Regions from separate parts of the Mus musculus genome. Here regions 1, 3, 4, 5 and 6 are each linked to region 2. The links are chromatin loops, found by intact Hi-C in ENCODE. Cell type or tissue: left cerebral cortex. All regions are shown on one strand. Region 1 holds the start of Mrps31 (mitochondrial ribosomal protein S31). Region 2 holds the start of Vps36 (vacuolar protein sorting 36). Region 3 overlaps Slc25a15 (solute carrier family 25 (mitochondrial carrier ornithine transporter), member 15). Region 4 overlaps Thsd1 (thrombospondin, type I, domain 1). Region 5 has its middle 20 kb from the start of Vdac3. Region 6 holds the start of Slc25a15 (solute carrier family 25 (mitochondrial carrier ornithine transporter), member 15).

Region 1 (4,000 bases), 220 kb before region 2:
GCACAGGCAATGGGTTCACGAGTTTTCACATTTGGAATGGAGTGGGGGAATTTGCATTTTAACTAAAACCCAAGATAACTCAGTTGCAATTTGTTCTCTGGATTACATATTATTAATAGTGTATTATTATTAGTATAGTAAATTAATAATGTGTTATTAATATGTATCAAATTGTCAAAGTTAGCAATTGGCATCCCCAGGCTTGGAACACTTTAATGCAAAAAAAATTTTCCCAAACTCTGAAACTATATAATTTGCTTATGAAAATGCCAGAGTTAGCCGGGCGTGGTGGCACACGCTTTTAATCCCAGCACTTGGGAAGCAGAGGCAGGCGGATTTCTGAGTTCGAGGCCAGCCTGGTCTACAGAGCGCGTTCCAGGACAGCCAGGACTACACAGAGAAACCCTGTCTCGAAAAACCAAAAAAAAAAAAAAAAAAAAAAAAAAAAAAAGAAAAGAAAATGCCGGAGTGAAAAATAAGTTACAAAGGGAAGTACTGTCATGACCAATACACAGAACTCTTGAGATATCAATATGATACAATTCAAACAGTTATTATTTCTGAAAGTTAATGTTGAAGGTACCTTGACATAGGAAAATCAGAAGAACAAGTCACACATATTAATTTTATTTAGCACAACGTTTCCTTTCAAGAGTGCTCTGACACTACACACACACACACACAAAACCTGTATTACAGGAAAACCATGAATGTTCCCTAGCATAAAGTAATAAAACTATTATCCTAAATGCTCATATGAGCTTTTTTTTTCTTTGAGAATACCTCATGAGCTTCCACTAATTTTGAAGCCCTGAATTCAAATCCCCAACATCACCAAAAGCACCACATGGCTTCCCTCAGAGACTGACTTCACATTTTTCACCCTGCAGTGTAGGATCCTACAATAAAAATTCATCTTGCAAGTTTAAAATGCTAAGACATTTTAGAATCTTTCTGAAACATCTTTCTCCTTCTGTCAGTTCTCTAGAGCAATCAGCAGAAATAGTCACTCCTTTTGACCACTCCGTTACTTCATTATAGGTCACATCCTGTTCACTTTATTTTGTGCAGACTCCTTCACGGAGTTGATCCTTTCCATCTCCACTGCTATCTTGCTTCAGCACTGAGATAGGCGTTGAGGACAGGCGTGCCCAGAAAGAATACCATGAACCTCTTACAACTTCGAGATGTCTCTATTTGCTCTCCTCTAGTTATCTGTTGAGAGAATGAACTCTGTGCTTACCCATGCTATCTTCACTCTACTTGAATCACCTCCTCAATGGAAGTATACTACTGTCCAGAATGGTAGGACTGTTTTATTCGGAGCTCAACATCGGTAGCTGACATAAACGCACTTTAAATAATGCAGTAGGGAATAAAGGAGGGAAGCATTAACGAGGCTATAAAAATTCTTGGGAAGCATAGAAGATGAAAGAAAACGACCTCTCTTTTCGAGTCCGTACAAAGAGAAGTAACAGCAAGCAGGATGAGGGATAGATTTGCAGCAGAAAGACCGCGGGACAAGAAACAAGACTTGTTGTTATGGCTGTTTGCCACACTCATCACGGCATCGGACAAGCTGCCTTGTCCTTCTACGATTTCTTTCTACCCACACTTCGAACAACCGCTTCCAAGAGCCTACGCTTACAGTATCCAACCCCGGGGGCTGGAAAAAAATGTCGCTGCAAGGCAAGTAGAGGGCAAGCGAGCCCTGGAAGCCCGGCGCGGCCAATAGCTCTGGGCCACCTTACCTCACAGCTCCGGACTGAGCCGCGGGTAGCACAGCCACCGAGACGTCCCGGTTTCCACAGGACAAAGGGAGGCCCGAGAAAGGGCGAGGGCGTAGAAATGCCGGGATTCTGTGGAGCATCGTGTAAATACAAACTCAAACCAGAGCACAGCCGGAAGCACAAGCGCCAAGAAGTGCACAGCTGAACTGGTTCGTCCCTCTGCCAAAAATGTCCTCCGAGATGTTTTCCAGCCTGCACTGTTCCGCTCCTTTTGGATTCCGGTAGGAAACGGAGACCAATCATTATGTTCCTGGGTCTTTGGCTGGCTCGATCCTGCTGCTTCCTTTTTGGATGGAGTGGATATCGAGGTTCCATAAAGATGCAGACCGGAGAAAGTGAACAGGATGAACAACTGAGCTGACTGGAGCCGTAGAGAACTAACAGAACTCCCTGTCCTGCCCTTCCGTGAGTGACGGGGCGAGTCCGCAGCGGTTGTCTCTGTGACAGTTGCTCCTGGTCAAGGTCTGGGGCTAGGTGTTCCTCACCTCTTTTCCGATGAATTAAAAGGAAACAATCCCACGGATTTGCAAAATAAGCAAGATAATTTGAGTCAAGCGATAGTGCAAATTAAAGATGGACTTGCTGTCAATATTGATGGATGCACATGAGGGAAATTGCTAAGGGATCGTGGTTGTTGCTGGAGCCTTCTTTTATGGGGACTGTGGATGAGAACTCCTGGAAAGAAGTTGTGACTGCAGAGACTGATCGGCTGATTAGAACCGTAGTACTTTAGAGAGATTGGAATGTTGCAGGTCTAGAAATTAATTTAATTATCTTATTTTGGGCTGGTTCTAGCACCTCCCCAACCCGGACAACCAGTCCTTGCCACCTCTGTTGGAACTAACCCTTTGAATCTTAGGCCTATAGACCTATTAGAAAAGCTTCCCCAACTTGCTGTATCTACTCCTCTGATATACCCACCGATGTACTTTAACCTTGATTTATAATTTACCTTGTTCTGTAAAACTATAAAAATTTAATGAAACTACTTCCATGTTTGAATGTGGGAACTTGGGTTAATCAAGATCTGTGTATCTGAGCCACAGTCTCTCAAAATGGCTCCAGAATAAAATATCTCTCATTCCATTTAGGATAAGAGTACCAGGGTTTCTGTTTGTTTGTTTTTAACATGGACAATTATAGCGCCACGATATGGGGATCCAAGACAGATCCGGTTCACCTGATGAATCTCTGAATGGAAACTGAGTACCTGCATGGACCCATTGAATTCAGACCAGCTAGTGTTATTTTCTCAGGGATTTTTTTTTTTTTTTGCAACGGTACAGACAATTTTATTACAACTCTTTTCAAGCTTCAAAATGCATTTATCACTGAGGTTAGATCTAATATATAATATACTATATTAATTACAAGGCAGAAGGCATTTATAATCAAATATATTGCATTTCTCTGTACTGGCCAAATATATCTTTGTAAGAACAGGAGCAACAACACACAGTAGTTTATAACTCCAAGTATATTCCTCCAATATCAGAAACATTAAATTAAAACTTATTTTATGCCATTTTCCTCCAACATAAAGATGCATCAAAGCTATCTTCTACATGTCTTAGTGTTGACACTGATAGAACCTAGTGGGGAAACCCCCACTCAATTCCAGATTCAGCGGGCACCCAAAGAATCATGAATAGACCACCCTGATGTAGTTACATGAGGTAGTTTAATGACGGAGCTCCGGACCAACATGCAGCCTACACAGGAGATAATGGATGTCGGCCATGAGGTTCAGAAGCTAGGGGTTTTTATGGGGTAAGGGGCTTAGGGGTGTGGAATTCAGCATAGCAACACACTATTGGCTTATTCAAACATCAGCAGAAAAATTACATGTACGTGCAGGGTGTCAGAGTTCTGTGAGTTGTTGACTCAGTTCAGATAGCCCTGTTATGTCCTCACATTCCTCTTTATCTTTAAGGTTAAGCTGTTCCCAGGAATATTTTAACTACGGGGCATACCCGGGTTAGTTTTTTCTTTTTTCTCAGCCCCAGGCAGCCTCTAGGCTCACAAACAACCAGCAATTTCTGAGTACTTTATATGACTTACAGGTCTTGAAATTTCATCTTTCTTTCAACACCTAAAAAGTTATGTATTCCGTGAAAACACCCACTACCATATATATGTGTGTGTGTGTGTGTGTGTGTGTGTGTGTGTGTATTTCCTTTAGTAGATAAAAGGATCTTTAAAATTAACTA
Region 2 (4,000 bases):
TCTGATACCTCTGGCCTAGGCTGACAGCTGCTCTTACAGACCCACATGTTAGGCACATAATTAAAAACGAGGAAAATGTTTAAAAATAAAAAGACGTCATGCTCAAGTACTTCTAGCATGTAATTTGGCCTAACTTTAAGTGTCTCAGCCAATCTGACTTACACAAAACCAAACAACCGAATTTAAGAATCTCTTTTTTGTTAATTAGTAAAAATTCACATTTCCAAAACAAATGTTAACTTGAAAGTGCACGATGGCCGCTCAGTGGTGGGGCACTCTTTTAATCCCAGCACTTGGGAGGCAGAGGCAGGCGGATTTCTGAGTTCGAGGCCAGCCCGTTCCACAGAGTGAGTTCCAGGACAGTCGGGCCTATACAGAGAAACCCTATAGAAAGAAAGAGAGAGAGAGAGAGAGAGAGAGAGAGAGAGAGAGAGAGAAGAAAGAAAGAAAGAAAGAAAGACAGAAAGAAAGAGGAGAAAGTGCACGATGTGCCCGTAGATCACACAGTTCTAAGAACCATTGCATTTTTCCTCTAGAAATCAAAGCTTAGGCTATACATTTAAAGCTCAAGCCAGAGTCTGTACCACTGCTGTGTCAAGGAGCAAGGGGGAATGTGAAAGGCTGTTGCTGTAGTGAAGAGATTGCTCAATCGTTCCCTTTTGGGGTCTCCCGTGGATTATTATCTCAACCTGACAGACCAGTTAGGCTGGTTTTTACTTGCTACTCAAACCCAGAACAGTCTAAGTTTACTTAAAAAGTAAATCAAACTTTACTGAAGCAGTCTCGGATAAGAGCTTGCCTCGAAAACAATAGGAAAATACCCTAAGTCAGAGCGGACCTGGGTTAGCTGTAAGCACTGACTAGGTGTATCAAACTCCAGAGCGAGGGAGGTTTCATTTCCACCACAGCGAGGAAGACAGAATGCCTCAAGTGAAAACTGGAGACTAAAAGTGCTTTTGGGGACGCGAGCTCTTTTGCCACTCCTGATTTCAGGTCGTACATTTAATTCAGGACAAGATGGCATGTGGTTTCCAGGCACAGAATACATGAATTCGTTGTTTTTCTCTTATCCTTCGCGAGCCCGGCTCTTAAGATTTAAGCTTGCATTCCAAGGCAAGGGCTCACTGCATGACTTCCTAGAACAGAACACGAAGCCTCAAGCCCACTTCCTAAAGTAATTACAAAGCAAGCAGAAAACCCCATGGGGCTGGACCCTGCTGCCTCCTTCGGAAATCCTTCCGGGCGAGGGACCCCGGCTCAGCCCAGAACAAATCATCACCGGTCCAGCAGGAGGGTGGGGACGGCGTTCCGGTGGCGCGCTCGCTCGCCACAAGGCGGAACTGTACCGTCCCGGGCTGCGACCCGCCGAGACCTCCGCTCGCCCGCGCCCCGGCTCCGCTGTCCACCGTGCGGCTGGAGCGGCGGGCCGAGGCCGGTAGCCCCAGGGCCGAGGGTGAGGCCCTGCCCAGCACGAGGGCCGCGGGTCGGCGCGGCCTCCTCCCTACCTTCTCCTCGCCGTCGTAGACGCGCACCCCGCGCTGCTGGATAACCAGGGTCTCGTTGATCTCCAGGAGGCCGCTGGTCCACACGAAGCGGTCCATGGCCGCCACCCGGCCGGCTTCTGCCGCTCGCCGGTGCTCCCGGGCTGCGAGCGGCGCTCCCTGGTGGCCGGCGGGGGTGGGGCGCCCCGACACGGACAGGCGGCGCCCCCTGGCGGCTGCCACTCGCGTGCACATTTGCTCCCCTGTCACTGCCAAACTTGTTGACATGCTTGTTAAAAGCTGTAAATAAGGACTTTTTTTTTATTTCTTCCCAAATAAGTGTTGACAGCAGAGGTTGTGTTTAATATATCTGTAACCAGCATATTATGTAATACACTCTTCTCCGGTTTTTGTTTTAGTCTAATTTTTATTACATTCTGTTTATTTTATGAGGGTTTGTGTGCGTCGGGAACATGCAAGGGCTAGCCTGTGGGAGTCAGAGGATGTTTAATGAGAGCTGCTCCTTTGACCGTGTGGATCTTGGGAGATCAAACTTAGGTTATGAGGCTTAGCAGCAGGCTCCCTTACCAGCTGAACCACCTCACCCACCTACCCACCCACCTTTAAAAAATGACCAATAGCTCCAGATAGATGGAGGTGACATGGAAATAAAGCACCAAACATGCATTTAATGCGACAGATATACATGAAGGCAATATACCCATACACATAAAAAATAATTTTCTTTTTTGTATTAATCATTTTATTCATTTACATTGGAAATTATATTCCCCCGTCCCAGTTACACGTCCACAACCCCTCATCCCATCTCCCCTTCTCCTCCGTCCCCTTTGCCTCTATGAGGGTGCTCCTCCACCCACTCACCTACTCCTGCCTACACTGGAGCATCAAACCTCCGCAGGACCAGGGGCCTCCCCTCCTATTGATGTCAGATAAGGCCATCATCTGCTACATATGGTTTACAATGGTTGGCTGAGAGCATCCCCCTCTGTATTTGTCAGGCTCTGGCAGAGCCTCTCAGGAGACAGTTATATCAGGCTTCTGTCAGCAAGCACTTCTTGGCATCCACAATAGTGTCTGGGTTTGGTAACTGTATATGGGATGGATTCCCAGGTGGGGCAGTCTCTGGATGGTCTTTCCTTCACTCTCTGCTTCACACTTTGTCTCTGTAACTCCTTCCATGGATATTTTGTTCCCCCTTCTAAGAAGGATTGAAGTATCCACACTTTGGTCTTCCTTCTTCTTGAGCTTCATGTGGTCTGTGAATTGTATCTTGGGTATTCTGAGCTTTTGGGCTAATATCCAGTTATCAGTGACTGCATACCACGTGTGTTCTTTTGTGGGTTACCTCATTCAGGATGATATTTTCTAGTTCTGTTTGCCTAAGAATTTCATGAAGTCATTATTTTTAATAGCTGAATAGTACTTCATTGTGTAAATATACCACATTTTCTGTATCCATTCCTCTGTTGAAGGACATCTGGGTTCTTTCCAGCTTCTGGCTGTTATAAATAAGGCAGCTGTGAACATAAAGGAACATGTGTCCTTGTTATATGTTGGAACATCTTTTGGGTATATGCCCAGGAGTGGTATAGCTGGGTCTTCAGGTAGAACTATTTCCAATTTTCTCAGGAACCACCAGATTGATTTCCAAAGTGGTTTTATCAGCTTGCAATCCTAACAGCAATGGATGAGTTTCTCTTTCTCTACATCCTTGCCAGCATCTGCTGTCACCTGAGTTTTCTTTTTTTTTTTTTTTTTTTTTTTTTTTTTTTTTTTTAGACAGGGTTTCTCTGTGTAGCTCTGGCTGTCCTGGAACTCACTTTGTAGACCAGGCTGGCCTCAAACTCAGAAATCTGCCTGTCTCTGCCTCCCGAGTGCTGGGATTAAAGGCGTGAGCCACCACGCCCGGTTTGAGTTTTCAATCTTAGCCATTCTGATTTGTGTGAGGTGGAATCTCTCAAATTCATCTGGAATAACAAAAAAACTCAGGATATCAAAAACAATTCTTAACAATAAAAGAACTTCTGTGGGGATCACCATCCCTGACCTCAAGCTGCATTACAGAGTAATAGTGATAAAAACTTCATGGTATTGGTAGAGTGACAGGCGGGTAGATCAATGGAATAGAAAATGGAATAGAATTGAAGACTCAGAAATAAACCCACACACCTATGGTCACTTGATCTTTGACATAGAAGCCAAAACCATCCAATGGAAAAAAAGACAGCATTTTCCACAAATAGTGCTGGTTCAGGTGGCAGTCAACATGTAGAAGGATGCAAACTGATCCATTCTCATCTCCCTGTACAAAGCTCAAGTCCATGTAGATCAAGGACCTCCACATAAAACCAGATACACTGAATCTAATAGAAGAGAAAGTGGGGAGAACCTTAAATACACCTACACAGGGGAAAATTTCTTGGACACCAATGGCTTAGACTCTAAAAATTGACAAATGGGATCTTATAAACTTGAAAAGGCAAAGGACAATAACA
Region 3 (4,000 bases), 190 kb before region 2:
TTGTGCTCCTTTTAAGTGTTACGTGTACTTCTGGAAATACCACCTAAAACAAAGGACCACTGGCTGCTCTCCCTCTCTAGGTCCTGTGCCATTGATGCTGAGTGGTGGATTTGGTGGGATTTGCCTGTGGCTTGCTGTGTATCCGGTGGATTGTATCAAATCTAGAATTCAAGTTCTTTCTATGACTGGAAAGCAGACAGGACTCGTCAGGACCTTCCTGAGTATCGTAAAGAATGAAGGTGAGTCTGATGTGTGCAGAGATGAGTGTGTTCACAGTGACCTGGGTTAGTCCGCCCTGTGACCTCCTCTTTCCTTCCTGCCTGCCTGCCTGCCTCCTGCCTTTTTCTTAGTACTGTGTTCATGTGTCCACCTTCTATCTCCAAACCTTTTGCTTTAGCTTTTATTTTCATTATTCTCAAAAATGTTTAAAATTTTTTTTCTAACTTTTGGGCCATGTATCTGGCAGGATTCTTTGTGTTCTAAATACCTTGGTGGGGGGGGGGCATTTTAAGATGCAGACTTTGTTAGTGTTAGAGGGAAGGATGCTTTGAAGCCAGCAGCATCACCTCATTTACATAGACTAAACATGCACAGCCCTGACCGGATCACCAAGGCTTTTAAAGACCTCAATGAGTGTATTACATTCCTATTTCATTGCAAAGAATGTAATAGAGCATCTTTAGCAATAACATTTCTGAGATGAGAAATGGTCTAAGCAGTTTTTAACGTGAATCAGTTTTTAGAGTTATGCAGGAGGATGCAGACTTTTAAAGTCATGTTTATATGACATCAACTTTGTGCAACCAAAGACCTGATCTGTCTTTCTGGCATCCACCATTTAGATATCTTAAAACTAGGGTTATGGGAAGATTTGAAGAAAAGAAAGAGATATGAAATGATATATTGGAACCTGAAGATATAATTATACTGTAATCTTGAAAATGAAATAATTTAAAAGAAGTAGATGACGTATATGGTCAAAACATCATTATCTGAAAAACAGCAAAAAAAAAATAATGCCTTGGCTTAAGAACCTGTGCGTTGGTTTAAAGAGAGGGAGAACACAGCGACAGAGAGACACGGAGACATGCTTAAACTCATGTCCCAAATCAAATGCAGGAACCTTGTATATTACCACTACTCCCAATTGTCATCTCCACTTTTGCCTGGCTCACCCTAGTTCAGTCTCCCTCATGACCACGCTGAGCAGACTAATACTAGAAACACACTTCGGGTTCTCTTGCTAGTCGCTTGGCTCCTCAGTGGCCTCCACCTGGCCATGTTAGGCCTTTGCTTTGCCATGTCTATACTGCAGGAGTCCTGCAGGCTTAGAAATCGATTTGTTATTTAAGTACCAAAGAGCTTTCTGTAGTCTGTTGAGGGGAACGTAAACTAGTCCTTTTATCTCGTGGGTTCTGGTGCTGTTGTCTGAATTTGTGGGCGCAGTCTCTTCTGTGTACGTGTACGTGTGTGTGTGTGTGTGTGTGTGTCCCTGTGCCAGAATGCTGTCACGATTTTTCGATCGCCCTTTTGCCTTCCAGGAATAACAGCCTTGTATTCTGGACTGAAACCCACCATGATCCGCGCATTCCCTGCCAACGGGGCACTGTTTTTGGCCTATGAGTACAGCAGGAAGTTGATGATGAACCAATTGGAAGCATGGTGAAGTGTCCTGGTGTGCCTGGATTCAAGGCAGGCGTTTAGTGACTGGTCAACTCAGGGTTTCAGGGAGTACAAGAACAATGTAGAATTATGTGATTCACTGGAACTTTGAACTTGTCTTCCCTTCTTCTATTCAAAGTCTTGGATTTTTTGTGGACGGTCCTCCATTCTACACAGTATAATTTCTGCCTGTTATTGAACCCAAACAGAAAAGTCCACCCTTGGTAGAGTGAGTATACAGGGGAACTGGTGGCCTTATACACTAGCCTTATGCACCAGCCTCGTGCAGACTGCCTTCATTTCAGGACAAATTCAGTGGAAGTCAGTGGTACACATGCAATTATGATGGCCCTGTCACCACAGGAAAACAAGACTTTGTTCTGGGTTTAATTATAAATGGTGACCAATTTTTAGGTAGATGGTTGTAGATGATTGCTTATAAATGATCCTAGTTAGAAGGCTGTTGCTAAAAGCTGCTGAGCCTGTGCACTAAGAGGCTAACTTTTTTTTTTTTTTTAAACTTTTTGTGGTATATTAAAGCTAAAATATCCCTCTATATTTTTAGGAAAACCTATATGCATAGTTGTGTGGCTTCTACGTTCTTGATGAAGTTTCAGGGTGGACATCCTGGATTTTTCTCATGACGTTTATTCCCTCACAGTGCAGTTCATCTTCTAGGTGGGCTTCTCATTCTACCCTCTGGTACTGGGAGGTGTGGCCAGAGCGTTAGACCTCTGGGGGGCAGCAGAGGACACACCGCCTCCTCACTCAGAGCTTCCTCCCTCTGTGCTGCTCCTGAAAGACAGGGACTGCCCTGCCCTGCTCTCTTGAAAACCAACAGAGGTTCTTGCCTGCTCTCAGCAGGAATCCAGGGTGCACCTTTGGTACTGGATCTGAGGCCACTCTGAGCCCACTGTGTCTCACCAATCAGACGCCCTTTCAGGAAGCAGAAAGGAAGTCTGGGCTCCCCGCTTTGATCACAGGGTTCTACTAATGGAGACATCCGAAGGAGCCCGTTAACTGGGTACCCTTTCTGAAGCTCACTTTTGGGTCCATGATTCCTTGATCTGCTTCTGTATTTGGAGCTGGCAGTTTATGAATTTCAATGACTGTAGATGATATATAACTTTGGAAAGCATTGTGACATAATAAAGGTATTTTTATTAAATTAGGGTAGTATGTATGTAGCAACCAAAAAACTGGACCCCACATTTTTCTTCTTTGGCTGTGGGGTCTTCTCGCCATAGAGATCAGGCACATTGTCTGTACTGCTCCAAGACCAGGGGGATGGTAGTGGGCGCTGTTCCCACTCTGCCTGTAAGGCTGAAGGAGGTAGGTTGACCTTACCACAGTGTCAGGAGTACAAGGGTCAGGAAAGCAAAGTATTTCCAAAAGCGGGGTGGGGAGGGACACCCGTCAGCATTCCTGGAGAAAATTCGGCATTCATGAGAAAACTGTCTTTCTACTCCAGTGCTCTCAGTGACCAATGGCTACTGAGTGCTGCTTCATCTGAACTGATCTGAATTGAGGCAAATGTAGGGTTGGCTTCCTGCAGGAAGACTGTTCAAAGCCAAGCTCTTTCCCTTCTAGGTGCCTGGGTCTAGTGCACATTAGTCTTGTTGGCAGCGTGTCTCCTCAGTCTGGCTATTGTGATCTTTCCCATAGAAAGAGTCAGGAACGAGGGGAAGGGAAAGATAGAGGCCTAAGGTGAAATTTTAAAAAACTCAATCTGTTGGTTTGATTTGTGGTTTCATGTTTGGGTGCAATTGTTCTTGAGACAAAAGTAGAACTTTGAAATACTTTATTTAAAGAAACGAGTGCTCTGTCATTATTAAATAAACCTAATGTAAGTCTATGAAGAGTTTCACTTAAATACATTTATATAAAGAGCCAATGTTAAAGAGTTATGGATAATAATTCTTCAAGGTGGTGGTTGTATTGGAACAAGTGTTCTTTCTGTCAGCTAGATTCCTGGTATAAAATAATTTGACTGCAGGGAAGTTGACAGAAAGCATTACTTCTGTATGCTACAACCCTTTAAAATTGTGCTCTGCCTCCACCCATGTGGTGGTTTGAATGAAAATGTGGCCATAGTCTCATATTTGGATGTTTAATCACTAGGGAATGGACCTGTTTGATAGGATTAGAAGGATTGGAGGCGAGGCCTATTGGAGGAAGTGCCATACTGTGGATGGCCTTTGCCTAGTCTCTCAACCCCAGAGTTTTCATGCCTGAGTGCTCCCTGCTGGATAATGGAGTAACCCTCTGAAACTGTAAGCAAGCTCCTGATTAAATGCTTTCATTTCTAAGACTTGCTCTGGTCGTAGTGTCTGTACAT
Region 4 (4,000 bases), 68 kb before region 2:
TAGAAGGATCACAGTCAAAGAGCTGAAAATCCCATGCTTAAGAATCTTCTACCTTGTGGGTGGTGGCTGGGTGGAAGGAAGGGCCAGCCTGGGAGAGTCCTGGGTAAGGAGAGGTGAGTGCCAAAATCCAATAAGAAGTCGAAACCATGACATCTCAACAATACAGTTGGCCAAAAAGGCCTGTGTTGCAATAACACTAGACAACATGCCAAGAGGACACGGGGGAATTGCACAAGGTCCCAACTCTAGAGAAAGAGCTCCAGGCAACTGATAGCAGCTGAGGGGGGAGGGCTTTTCTCCTGGGGGTAGGTTTCAATTCAATCTCAAGTGGCCAGTCGCACACACACACACACACACACACACAAACACACACATAGTCACATACACACAGTCACATACATGCAGTCTCACACTCACACACTGAGTCATATACACACAGTCTCACACACACACAGTCACATACACACAGTCACACACACACATGCAGTCACATACACACATTCACACATACACATACAGTCACATACACACAGTCACACACACAGTCACATACACACAGTCACATATACAGTCACACACACACATACAGCCATATACACACAGTCATACACACAGAGTCACATATACACATTCATACATACACATACAGTCACATACACAGTCACATATACAGCCACACACACACATACAGCCATATACACACAGTCATACACACAGAGTCACATATACACATTCATACATACACATACAGTCACAAACACACAGTCACACACATATAGTCACATACATACAGCCACACACACAGAGTCACATATACACAGTCACACAGAGAGTAACATACACAGTCACATACACACAATCTCACACACACACAGAGTCACATACACACATTCACACATACAGAGTCACACACACAGAGTCACACACACACACAGTCACATACACACATAGTCACATACACACTGCCACACACACATAGACAGTCACATACATACAGTCACACACCCCACAGAGTCACATACACACAGTCACACACACATGCAGTTACACACAGTCTCACACACAGAGTCACATACACACATTCACATACACACACAGTCACATATACACAGTGACATATACACAGTCACACACACAGAATCATATATACACAGTCACACACACACACAGTCACATACACACACAGTCACACCCACACACAGTCACACCCACATATACATCACATACATACAGTCTCTCTCTCTCTCACACACACACACACACAGTCACACATACACAGTTGTGAATTTGAGAGGGAGTAATTAGAGAGGGGTGGGAACAATGTAAATATAGTACTTGTGTAAAGTTCTGAAATACACGCTAATTTTAAATTTTTAGATTAAAAACTATATTTAGAAAGAACACTTCTTTTCAGCAAGGTGAACACAGACACATTGCAGGGAGTCACAACTGGTGGGGACACAGACAATAAACATCTAAGTGTGTCGAGCTTACCCAGATCCATGAAGTTACATATACTAAGATAATCTGAAACACGGAGCCAGCAAAACGCTGGCCAAGCATAACTGATTGTTCGCAGGATGATTGGGAACACACGAATTGGTGACACCAAAAAACAAAACAAAACAAAATAAAACAAAACAAAAAACATGTTTGTGAGACCTGTATGAACTGAAATCTCATAATGTCTCATAAACACATTTCCTTTATAATGATCTACAATGTAAAGTATTATTAAAAATCATTCTAATTCAACCACAACTGGTTTAAAGGCATTGTACTAGCTGGCCACTCACTGTCTTTATTGAGCCTCCATTCTATAGCAGATACCGGGACTAGAACATGGAGACATGGAGGTACGATACAGAAAATCTGTTTACTGAAAATTATAACTCACGCATTAAAAACTGTGATAAAGCATCTTTTCTCCCTCGGAGGTGGGGGGGGGGTGTCACTGTTAGTGACAGCCCCAGAACACTGGCCTGGGTAGACAGTGAGCATCACTTAACAGGAAGGCTCTCAGCTCATAGTGTTCCTCATGAATTCCCACTTCCCCAAAGCTGTTTTGGTCTCAGACTGACGGTGCTGGGTAAATCTCTGGGAAGTCTGGAACAAGCGATCATGTGCCCTCTGTGTCAAAGGCTGGCCCACAGGCCTGTGAACTTGGATAAAGAAGAAAGCTTTCTGGTGAGATAAATAAAGAAACTGGAGAGTAGCAAGCCTGGCTCTCCTTTCATCCACGAGTAGCAGCTGTCAGAGGGCTCTGGACAATCCACCCGTCCTGTTCCTGAAGAGCAGGCAGTCATCACTGAGAACGGTTCCAAAGGAAGCACATTTTAATTTAAAAACAAAAAGTCACAAGTGACAGTTGAACAAATATGAACTTTTGAAACTCCCGTGTTTACATTTGTGATTTCCCCCTATCTGAAACCTCCCCAGCTGCCCGACATCCTGATAAACTCTAAAAGAAGGAAATCAATCTAAAGGCAGGATGGGTGTGGTTGTTGGAGGTCGCCTTGAGCTTGTAGCTATTTACGTGTATGCTGATTAGTCTTTAGGCCACTGGGCAGAAAGGCTTTATGCCACTTGGTACCTTGGTAACACACTTCAAAAGAAGCAACCCCATGTTTAGGCTCCTGTGTTTGGTTCCTACTTTACAAGGAAGCAAGATGCAAGCTCTGCGCATAATGGTTTGCATACACATCAGCCATTTGGAGACTCCTCCCTCTTGGGAAAAGATCCCAGAGTCCTAAGTTGGAAACATCCAGTGTCGTGTTCAAAATGCATCATAAATTTGCCTTCTTTAAATTTTATTAGTAGTAACAAGCCAATAGAAAAGGGATAACAGAGAGGAAAATTCAGCATAAACCACTTCTTCCTGATTAATCAAAACCACATGCGCGCGCACACATATAATCTGGGTGAACTAATTCCCACGGTTGTACAGTGCAGCCCACAGAAAGTATGTGAGCAGGGGATATTGCCAGAGGGGTGAAGGACCCTGGGTGAACCCTGCTGCTTCCTAGCCTAGATCACTAACTTCTCCACACTGAGTGTACTTGTGGTTTCGTCCTCTTCGTTGGAGCCGAAGTATCCTGGGAGGTCCAGCATTCTCTGCTCAGCCTCGGTGAGGCGGAAAGAGGTATTGTCATAGAAGGCGAACTCGGGGTGGATGGGGAAGCTCTGGCATTTATCTTTTCTGAAGTGAGAAGGGCTAAGCTGACTGACTTTCTGGTAGCTATCTTTGAGGAAAATGGGGGAAGACTGCTTCCTTGAGGCACTCCTGTGACTGGGGGACGGTCCCCTGTGAGCTCGGTGAGGCTCCATTTTCTCAGCTCCTGCCACCAATCCGGCCTGACGATCCCCTGGGTCCGGTTTCCTCCTGGGATGCCCCACAGTGTAGGATTTGGAGAGTGGACCCAAAGGACTGCTGGTCCGACCTGCCCCTTGGAAGTGCTCTGGTCTCTCTGGAAGCAGGTGGGTACTTCGACTGGGAGGCCGACATCTATCCTCCATCTGGTCCCAGGTCCGCATCCTGGAACTGTAGGCGGGGACCTGGCGGGGAGTCAGGGCTGACAAACTCCTCTCCCGGAAAGGGCGAGACTGCTTGGTTTCATGAAAACTAGCAGTCCTCCTGAAGAGGGAACTTCTGGAGTGGCACCTCTCCGATGAGCCATCTCTGCCACCGGTCGACCTTATCTGTGACTTTCGGATCAGGGTCTGGCTGGGACTGACCGCACAGCCAGGAGGAGGCACGATGCCATCCAGCCTGGAGGGAGGCCTTTCCCCGGTACCTGCCCCAGGCTGGTCCAGAAATGGAGATTTGATTCGGAACTTGCTTGCTGCAGCCTCTTCGGGGCATTCCAGGTCTAAGGGAGGGCTGGCCGTGGCATCCACTACAGTGTCTGTCAGGGGGCTTTGAGATACGTGGTACACTTTGGTGGTCTCGGTCAGCCCTTTCTTCTTCATCTCCTTCAGCTGCTGCTGGGCAAGGCGGTAG
Region 5 (4,000 bases), 380 kb before region 2:
AGTTTGAGGCCAGCCTGGTCTACAGAGTGAGTTCCAGGAGAGCCAGGGCTACACAGAGAAACTCTGTCTCGGGAAACAAAAAAACAAAAAAAACCAAAAAACCTTTTAACCTTTACTGCCCCCTCTTTCCTATTGCTGTGAAATAACACTGACCAAGGCTACTCACAAAAGCAAGCTTGTGTTTCAGAGGCTTAGGGTGAGGATGAGCAAAGGCATGGTGGCAGCCTAGAGAGACATCCTGGGAATTTGAAATCTCAAAGCCTACCCCAAAGACACCTCCTAATCCTTCCCCAACAGGTCTAGAAGCTGGGGCCAAACACAAGCCTGTGGGGCCATGCTCATCCAAATCACCACATTTCCCCCTCTCTGTGTGGGGGTCATGAGTAGACTTCTCTCTCCCTCCCTCTCTCTCTCGCTGTGGTTTATGTATAGACTAGCTATATATGGCTGTTAAGCTTAGTATCAGGACACCTGAGCCACCCAATTTGAGATTTAATTTTCATTACACATTACTTGGTTTAAATTTAGATGGTTACATGTAGCAGTGGCTGTTGCAAGTTTGCCCTTCAAGTGTTGGTATTGAGTTACAGTCCTATCCCTGGTGCTCCTCCGTGCCTTCCATGCACACGGACTCTGTTGCCACACTACCATGTTTGTTTTGAGGGTGAAAGGTTCTATCTTCTTTTGATTTATACTTCCCCAGTGGCAAATGAGAAGGGCTGTTTCCACATATTTACTGGTCATTTATATTCTAATGTACTCCTTAGGATTCATTGCTGTTTCTAAGAGGGTTGTCTTAAAATAACTAGGCAACATTTGTTCTTTGAAAAACCCCAAGGTAAGATAGTACTTGACCCTGACAAAGCCAAAGCCTGCCTAAAAGCTGCCAGGCAGCAGTCTTTGCCCAGTTATGGCTAATTTGGTAGTGACACACCACTGAGCTTAGACAATATCTGCCATAGCAAGCATAAGATAAAATTTTATTTTCTCAACTATTATCTTTGTGGATTGAGCTACCATTACAAGAGAAAGTAAAACAGTTTGCCCATGTATCTAATCCTGTATCATAAAAGCCCATGTGTGGTATGAGTAGACAGACCCTGCTGTGAGTGGCGGGAGAAGCTCTCACAGCATGGCTGAGGGTTGTTTTGCAAGGTGATTCTTCAGGCTAGTGTGGGTAAGTAGGAGTGTAAGCAGTGGAACGACAGGGCTGGGGTAGCGTTTGCCTCGAAGGAAGAGCTAATAAGCTGTATCCTTGGTTATTTCATCTGCTGAATTGACCTCATGACCTCAATTAGTCAATATTGTTGAGAGCCAAAGTTTATATATTGATAAGGTAATCCAAATATGGATGTGTGGAAAGTTTAAATCCAACCTTTATTTGGGGATTTTATCAAATTGTGGCTGGTTGGGCCGTCTGATGAGATGGCTCTCTTGGTCTCTGTGGCCTGGTCCCCGTGGCCAGCTGTTGCGGAACCCCTTTGCACTCCAAGTTACTGCCACTCTCGCCAGCTCTCCTCTGGAGCTCAGACCTTGCCCAGTTTTCCCATTCCAAAGCCTGGCTGAATCCCCTCCCCCTCAAGGCTAAATTCCTTCCCTCCAGCCCACCTGAGTGGCAGAGAATGGAAAACACCAGACAATCTTAGTTTAGAATCAACAGATAACACAACCGCTGTGGGCAGAAACTATCATCCTAAACTCATCAAGTATTCTATGTTGGAAATCTTCTGGTGGCAGAATCCGCCATCAAATCTAACAGTTGCCGGTCTACATCTTGTTTCTTTTCCTCACCATTCAAAAAGGCTAACTTCCTCCTGCGTCCCCTTTTTCTCTCTAGGACTGGAAGGCCTGCCTCTCTGTTTTCTCCCAGCGATTGACTTCTTGTTGTTTTTATTATCCGATCTATTAATTAGGGGGAAATTCCGCTAAAGGAAAGAACTCTGCAGACCTCCGTTTCAAAGTGCCTGGCAGAACTCTCTCCTTGGATCTTGTGCAGTTACCATTTCCCCAATCTGAAGCCTTCCATCATATCCATACAGTGCTTGGAGTTTGGGCCAAATTTCTACCTTTTGCAAACTTCTCTGATCTCACCCACGCACTGGTTGGTTTTTCCCCAGAGCTCCTGCTCAGATGAAAATAGCCCTGCATTTTCTTGATAAAGCCTCTTGGTCTGTAGAAGCGCTTGTCTTTCTGCCTTCAGTGGCCAAGTCATTGAAGACTTGATAGTACTGGCTGTTAGCTTAAAGGTAAACTACAACAAGCCTTTATTTGGCTTGGCTTCTCAGTAAAGAGGGTTTCTGAAAGTAATCATAATTTACTGTGATCATCAAAGAAGCATAATTACTGTTGTTACGTGCAACTCTGAACTATAAGAGGATCAACACTTTGCAAAGTGATTTCTATGATAATGCTTAAAGGCCCTAAAAAGATGTTGTTGTGATTACAATTAACCTTGGCCCCACTAGGTGCCGCTGTGGTACCAACCAAAAATAAACCCCTGCTCTCCTGGCCCTTTCTGCTCTTGAGGTCATCCTGTCCATTTTCTTGGACCCCCTCTCCTGACTCCGTGGACTTTGAAATTTCTGAGTTCAGGGATTGGTTAACAAATGGCAAACTGGGAAAGACAAATTTTCCATTTCATTCTAAACAAAATTCCCTTTGCTGTTTAAGCAGGTTTCAGTCTTCAACAAGAACTCTTGGTCCTTGATTGCGTCTGAAACACATTACTTAGAACATTAGTGGTTCTCACCCTTCTTAATGCTTCAGCTCTTTAATAGAGTTCCCCACGTGGTGATGACCCCCTAACCATAAATTTATTTTCATTGCTACTTATAATTATATACTATAATTTTGCTGTTGCTATGATTGTAGTATAACTATCAGATATGTAAGATATCTGATAACCCCTGTGAAGGAAAAGGCCATTTAACCACAAAGGGGTCATGACGCACAGGTTGAGAACCACCGACTTGGAACAGTTACTCTCACATGATTCCTTTGTCGAGGCTTTGTCGAGGCTTACAGAACCAAGCACCCTTTTCTTCTTGGACTTCCACATTCTTACACACCTGCAGCCGTATTCCTAGGACTCCTGTGTAAGTCTTTTACCTTTCTGAGTTTAATTTTTTTTTTTTTTTTTGAAACAAAGAGTCTCACTATGTACCCTTGGCTGGCCTGGAGCTTCTGAATAGACCGGAGTAGCTTGCCTCTGCCTCCCGAGAGCCGGAATTAAAGGTGTGTGCTGCCATCCCAGCCAGTTACTTTTTTTTCTTTCTTTCCCCCTTTAAAAACAAAACACAGGGCCCCTCTGCAGTGCTGACTGTCCTGAAATTCTCTATTGTAGACTAGGCTAGCAGCTACCTTGCCTGCCTCTAGCTAAATGTTTGTCTTCATTTTGTTATAAAGATCTTACAAACAGTGGGAGGTGGGAGGGACCCTCTAGAAACTACCAGAGGAGGTGAGAGACTCTAAGGACTCAATGGGGTACCTTAGCCAAAATGCCCTACATCGTGGGGAGGGAACTCAGAGTCCACCTCTAGGAGATAGACAGGGTCTTAAGCAGAGGGGCATGGCAACTAACTACAGGTAACATTTCTGATCCTGGAGTGTTCCTGTCTAAAAACTGCAGGGAAGAGACTGAAGGAAGGGTAGTCAAATTACCGGCCCAACTTGGTATCCATCTTATGGGAAGGTGCCAAGGCCTGACACTATTCCCGATGCTATGTTGTACTTACAGACAGAACCTGGCATGTCTGTCCTCTGAGAGTCCCTACCAGCAGCTGAATGAGATAGAAGCAGATACTTACAGCCAACCATTGGACTGAAGTCAGAGACCCCTGTGGTTGAATTAGGGGAAGGATTGAGGAAGCTGAAGGGGAGGGTGACCCCATAGGAAGACCAGCAGTGTCAACTTACCCAGACCCCAGGGAGCTCCTATAGACTGAGCCACCAACCACACCAACCAGTAGCATACACAGACCAGTCTGAGGGCCCTGGCCCA
Region 6 (4,000 bases), 210 kb before region 2:
ATAAAATACACATGGGATTTGACTTTCCTTCCCTCATTTCCACAAATGCCATAAAAATTCCCAAAGGAAAAAAACACATAAAAGAAATTGTCCCCTTTCAAACATTGTCCTAACAACTATTTCACCGATGCAACATTCTCCTTTTCTTTCACATAGTTTTACAGAAATCCAAATCTATGTTTGTTTTTCTCAGTGTCAAAGATTGGTTGTACTGACTCCAAACAAGACCCAAGGGAGTTTGCAACAGAAGTTCTATCAGTAGTCAAGAATACTTAGTGGGTATGAGGATGTGTAATTAGAGCATTAATTTCTTTCTCCTCGATCACCAAGTGCACATTTGAATCCAAGATGTTCTGTGTTTGTGATTTGCTTGCAACTCCAGTTTCACACTGCGTTATCTGCCCCCCACCCCCTGCCCCATGATGTCATTAACCTGCACATTGTGAAATTCTGGTACACCGACAAAGGTTTGATTCCTGTAGTCAGTCAGTCTGTCCTCTCACCTGCGTCAAACCTGCTGCCTTACTGGCCAGCCACACTGATATCTTGCATAATCCCAAGGGTAGTCACCATTACCTTGAGCAGAGAGTCCTGTGTGTGACTGTTTGTTCATTTGGAAGTCAGCCCTGAGACACACTTTGTTGTCCAATGAGAGCAGTGTTCTTTGCCTGTGACATGCTGTTTTCAAGAGGACAGAGAGGTAGGTCAGCAGTTAAGAGCACTCACTTGTCTTAGAGTTTCTATTCCTGCACAAACATCATGACCAAGAAGCAAGTTGGGGAGGAAAGGGTTTATTTAGCTTACATTTCCACATTGCTGTTCATCACCAAAGGAAGTCAGGACTGGAACTCAAGCAGGTCAGGAAGCAGGAGCTGATGCAGAGGCCATGGAGGGATGTTACTTACTGGCTTGCTTCCCCTGGCTTGCTCAGCCTGCTTTCTTATAGAACCCAGGACTACCAGCCCAGGGACACCCACAAGGGGCCCTCTCACCTTGATCACTAATTGAGAAAATGCCTTGCAGCTGGATCTCATGGAGGCACTTCCCCAACTAAACTCCTTTCTCTGTGGTAACACCAGCCTGGATCAAGTTGACACACAAAACCAGCCAGTACAATTGACACTCCCCCCTCAACTTGACACACAAACACATCACTATAAAGGAAGCACACAAGGAAGACGGCTCACCACTGGTACCTCTTGTTGTTCAAGGGACAACTTTGCCTTGCAGCCTCCACAGGTGCCAGCATGCATGTTTTCATACATACACATCAATTTCAGAATTAAAGGAATCTTTAAAAACGTGAAAAGGCTCATAGGGAGGCTGAAGCGGAGTGGGAAGCTGGTGGTGTAGGGGTCACATGACCCTGAGACTCTTCCAATTGAATAGGGCTAGAGTTAAAGATAGTTTTATCACTCCTGTGAACCACAGTTTTCTTAAGTATTCCCTGCTCCTTTTGATTTTATGATTCTTTTTTAAAGATTTATTTTATTTATGTGTAGTGTGTGTGTGTGTGTGTGTGTGTGTGTGTGTGTACCCCTGAAGGAACCTGCAGATGCTTACAGAAGCCAGACGGGGGAGCTGGATACACACCAGCGCTGGACTTGGGCGCTACCAGATGTGGGCTAAGAACTGAATTTTAGTTTCGTTCTGTTGCAGCAATGAAACACTGTTGCCTAAACTGCAGCTTGGAAAAGGTTTATTTGGCATTCTCTTCCAGATTGACGGAAGGCAGGAAGTCAAGGCAGAAGCCATGTAGGAATACAGATTACCGACTCACTTTCTTGGTTGATCTCTGGACGATGCTTTTTTCCCCCCTCCAATCCAGGACTTCCTGCCAGAGGAATGACACCACCCATAGTGGGCTGGGCTCTCCAGCATCAATTACTGATCAAGACATTGCTGCTACGGACCTTTCCATCCTCAGACTGACTGGATTTAGGCAATCCCTCTACTGATTCTAGGCTGAGTCAAGTTGATAAGTATCAAAGGTTCTTTACCTCTGCGCCCTCACTCCAGCGTCACTTTGAGCTTCTAATTAAAGCCTCAGGAATATATCGCTGGGAACTATAAAACCTGCAGCGGCAGCTTATATTGTTGTCTTTTCCATAATGTTCCTGGGAATGGATTTCCTTAGGGGAGAAAGAATGAAACCTAAAGCGACACAAAATAGACAATCAGACAAGCAACTAAAACCTAGGGATGTAGCTCTGTTGGCAGAGCGCTTGCCTAGCATGCAGGAAGCCCCACGTTTCATCCCAGCCACCTCACAAATCCAAGCCTGGTGGAACAAACCTGAAATTCCTTCTCTTGGAAGGGGGAGGTAGGAAGATCAGGAAGTTCCTGACCACCCTCAGCCATATAGCAAGTTAAGCCTGGGCTATGCGAGACCCTGTCTGTAGACAAATAAACAGATGATTTAAAAAGCTGCCCATAAGGGAACTTATAGTTCACCACTACCATTCTAGTACTTTCCATTTACTGTTAAAGCCACAGCCTCCTGGGGCTGGATAACGCTGGGAGACCTCAAGGTGAGTCCTCCCGGAGGCTGCCAGCTCGGCAGTCAGCGAGGAGAGCAGATTTCCGTTTCCTTGGCCAGCCTTCGGGAGGGAGGGGCGGAGGGGGCCTCGCGTGGGGGAGGGCCGGTAGGGCGGGACTTCGAGAGGGCGGGCCCTCAGGAGGGCGTGGCCTCCGGAGGGAGGGCTGGTGGAGGGGGTCTCAGGAGGGAGGGCCCGAGGGCCGGACCCACAGGGCGACCTTAAAAATTGCCCGGGGGCCCGCGGCCGCCAGCGGAGCGCGCGGGCGGCAGAGGGCGAGCCGGACACAGCCAGGCGCGGCGGTGAGGCTGCGGGAGCGGGCGGGAGCGAGCGAGTGGGCGACCGGCCCGGCTGGGGAACGCGGCTGACAGTCCCCGCCCTGCCGCACACGTGCCGCGGCTCCGGGCGCGCGCACCGGGCTCGCTGCGGGGTCCCGGGAGACGCGGAGGTTCGGGCGGGCGGGCGCGGTGGCCAGTGTGCGCGCGCTGCGCGGAGCAGAGCAGAATCCGGGTCAGGCCGGGTGAAGCGCTCCGCAGCTGCGGCAGTAGTTGGCACCCCGGTTGTCCCGGGCTGGGCCCGAGGGGTTCGATTGATGGTGGTGGCAGGCAGGCGGCCTTCTGCAGCCCAGCTGCAGCTCCAGCTGCAGCTCCAGACGGGTCCCTCCTTAGCGAAAGGCAGCCTCACCTGCGCTGAGCACCCGGGAAGTTCTTTCTGGCACCCTAGGAACCAGTGGTTGTGTCGGCGGCGTTGTTTCTGGGACTGCTGGGTAGTTTGAAGGAAGAGGGTGAGACGCTCAAAGGATTCGGGGTTTCTACTCCAAATGGTACAGCAGGCTCCTAAATTAGTTTAAATCCGCGCAGACCGGTCTGGTTTTTGCAGGTCCTGCATATCCCCCAAGCCACAGGTGATACTCAGGTCCTTGTGCATTCTTTCTGGGTTCATCTGTTAGTAGCGTTTCTGTCTTCTATAATTTGACAGATACCCCTGAGAAGGGGGCTAAGTGTTAAGAGTACTTTCCTGGTATGCAGGAAGTTAGGTTTAATTCCCAGCACGGGAAAGCACTTAAAAAAATATATCTTTTTAAAATTGTAATTAACATCATTTCCTCCCTTCCCTTTTCTACGCCTAACCCCTTCGGTGTAACCATATCCCCTACCCCCTTTCAAATTCATGGCCTCTTTTTCTCAGGACATATAATGCTACTTGTCTCTATATGGTGGATAACCAACTGGGGACTGTACTCTGGGGAAGACTATGCCCCCATTCCCAGCTTTCCTTACTCGTTTGTAGTTCTTTGTCAAGGGTTGAGACCCCCTCCCCCGAGATTTCCTTATCCATGTTAGTGTGTCTATTGCTTTCATCCTCATGTAGGTCTTGTCCCCAAGTTGATGCGACTTCATGGCCTTTCTAACATTTCTAGGAGACTCAAGTTCACAGCAAACTTACTGTCCCTTTGGCTCTTG

The links. Hi-C counts contacts between places; a loop is a spot of excess contacts. Peaks named below come from ENCODE experiments on the same cell type or tissue, not always from the same donor. Only the 100,000 strongest peaks of a DNase experiment are listed, where the experiment ranks them.
Region 1: it touches region 2 in a loop (7-fold over the local background); 10 of 42 quality-filtered maps call a loop at or near these places.
Region 3: it touches region 2 in a loop (5-fold over the local background); 14 of 42 quality-filtered maps call a loop at or near these places.
Region 4: it touches region 2 in a loop (6-fold over the local background); 7 of 42 quality-filtered maps call a loop at or near these places.
Region 5: a loop joins it to region 2, with 4 times the contacts of the local background. A loop is called at or near these places in 8 of 42 quality-filtered maps.
Region 6: it touches region 2 in a loop (5-fold over the local background); 13 of 42 quality-filtered maps call a loop at or near these places.

What each region holds. Positions count from the first base shown.
Region 1 is chr8:22,409,336-22,413,335 of GRCm38, reverse strand. It overlaps Mrps31 (mitochondrial ribosomal protein S31), which reads right to left and starts at 1,996. Exons shown (of 7, transcript NM_020560.2): 1 at 1,752-1,996. The coding sequence starts at 1,870. In left cerebral cortex, a CTCF peak has its summit at 1,713; a DNase peak (open chromatin) is centred at 1,976; H3K4me3 peaks cover 1,963 bases; H3K27ac peaks cover 1,018 bases.
Region 2 is chr8:22,190,472-22,194,471 of GRCm38, reverse strand. Vps36 (vacuolar protein sorting 36) reads right to left here and starts at 1,639. Exons shown (of 14, transcript NM_027338.2): 1 at 1,506-1,639. The coding sequence starts at 1,601. In left cerebral cortex, CTCF peaks have their summits at 1,462 and 1,694 (motif pointing left); DNase peaks (open chromatin) are centred at 1,319 and 1,646; H3K4me3 peaks cover 1,296 bases; H3K27ac peaks cover 1,179 bases.
Region 3 is chr8:22,375,523-22,379,522 of GRCm38, reverse strand. Slc25a15 (solute carrier family 25 (mitochondrial carrier ornithine transporter), member 15) reads left to right here. Exons shown (of 7, transcript NM_181325.4): 6 at 81-239; 7 at 1,542-3,973. The coding sequence ends at 1,666. Among named protein-coding and RNA genes, the nearest start is that of Slc25a15, 21 kb to the left of the region's middle. In left cerebral cortex, a CTCF peak has its summit at 2,390 (motif pointing right); a DNase peak (open chromatin) is centred at 2,438.
Region 4 is chr8:22,258,698-22,262,697 of GRCm38, reverse strand. It overlaps Thsd1 (thrombospondin, type I, domain 1), which reads right to left. Exons shown (of 5, transcript NM_019576.2): 5 at 1,364-4,000. The coding sequence ends at 3,028. Among named protein-coding and RNA genes, the nearest start is that of Tpte, 23 kb to the left of the region's middle. In left cerebral cortex, no CTCF peak of the experiment used is centred here; no DNase peak of the experiment used is centred here; H3K27ac peaks cover 780 bases.
Region 5 is chr8:22,572,175-22,576,174 of GRCm38, reverse strand. No RefSeq gene overlaps it. Among named protein-coding and RNA genes, the nearest start is that of Vdac3, 20 kb to the left of the region's middle. In left cerebral cortex, a CTCF peak has its summit at 2,462; a DNase peak (open chromatin) is centred at 2,475.
Region 6 is chr8:22,397,279-22,401,278 of GRCm38, reverse strand. Slc25a15 (solute carrier family 25 (mitochondrial carrier ornithine transporter), member 15) reads left to right here and starts at 2,658. Exons shown (of 7, transcript NM_181325.4): 1 at 2,658-2,839. It overlaps 1810012K16Rik (RIKEN cDNA 1810012K16 gene), which reads right to left and starts at 2,558. Exons shown (of 3, transcript NR_045473.1): 1 at 2,296-2,558; 2 at 2,001-2,132; 3 at 1,688-1,834. In left cerebral cortex, no CTCF peak of the experiment used is centred here; DNase peaks (open chromatin) are centred at 1,656, 2,665 and 2,894; H3K4me3 peaks cover 1,917 bases; H3K27ac peaks cover 1,612 bases.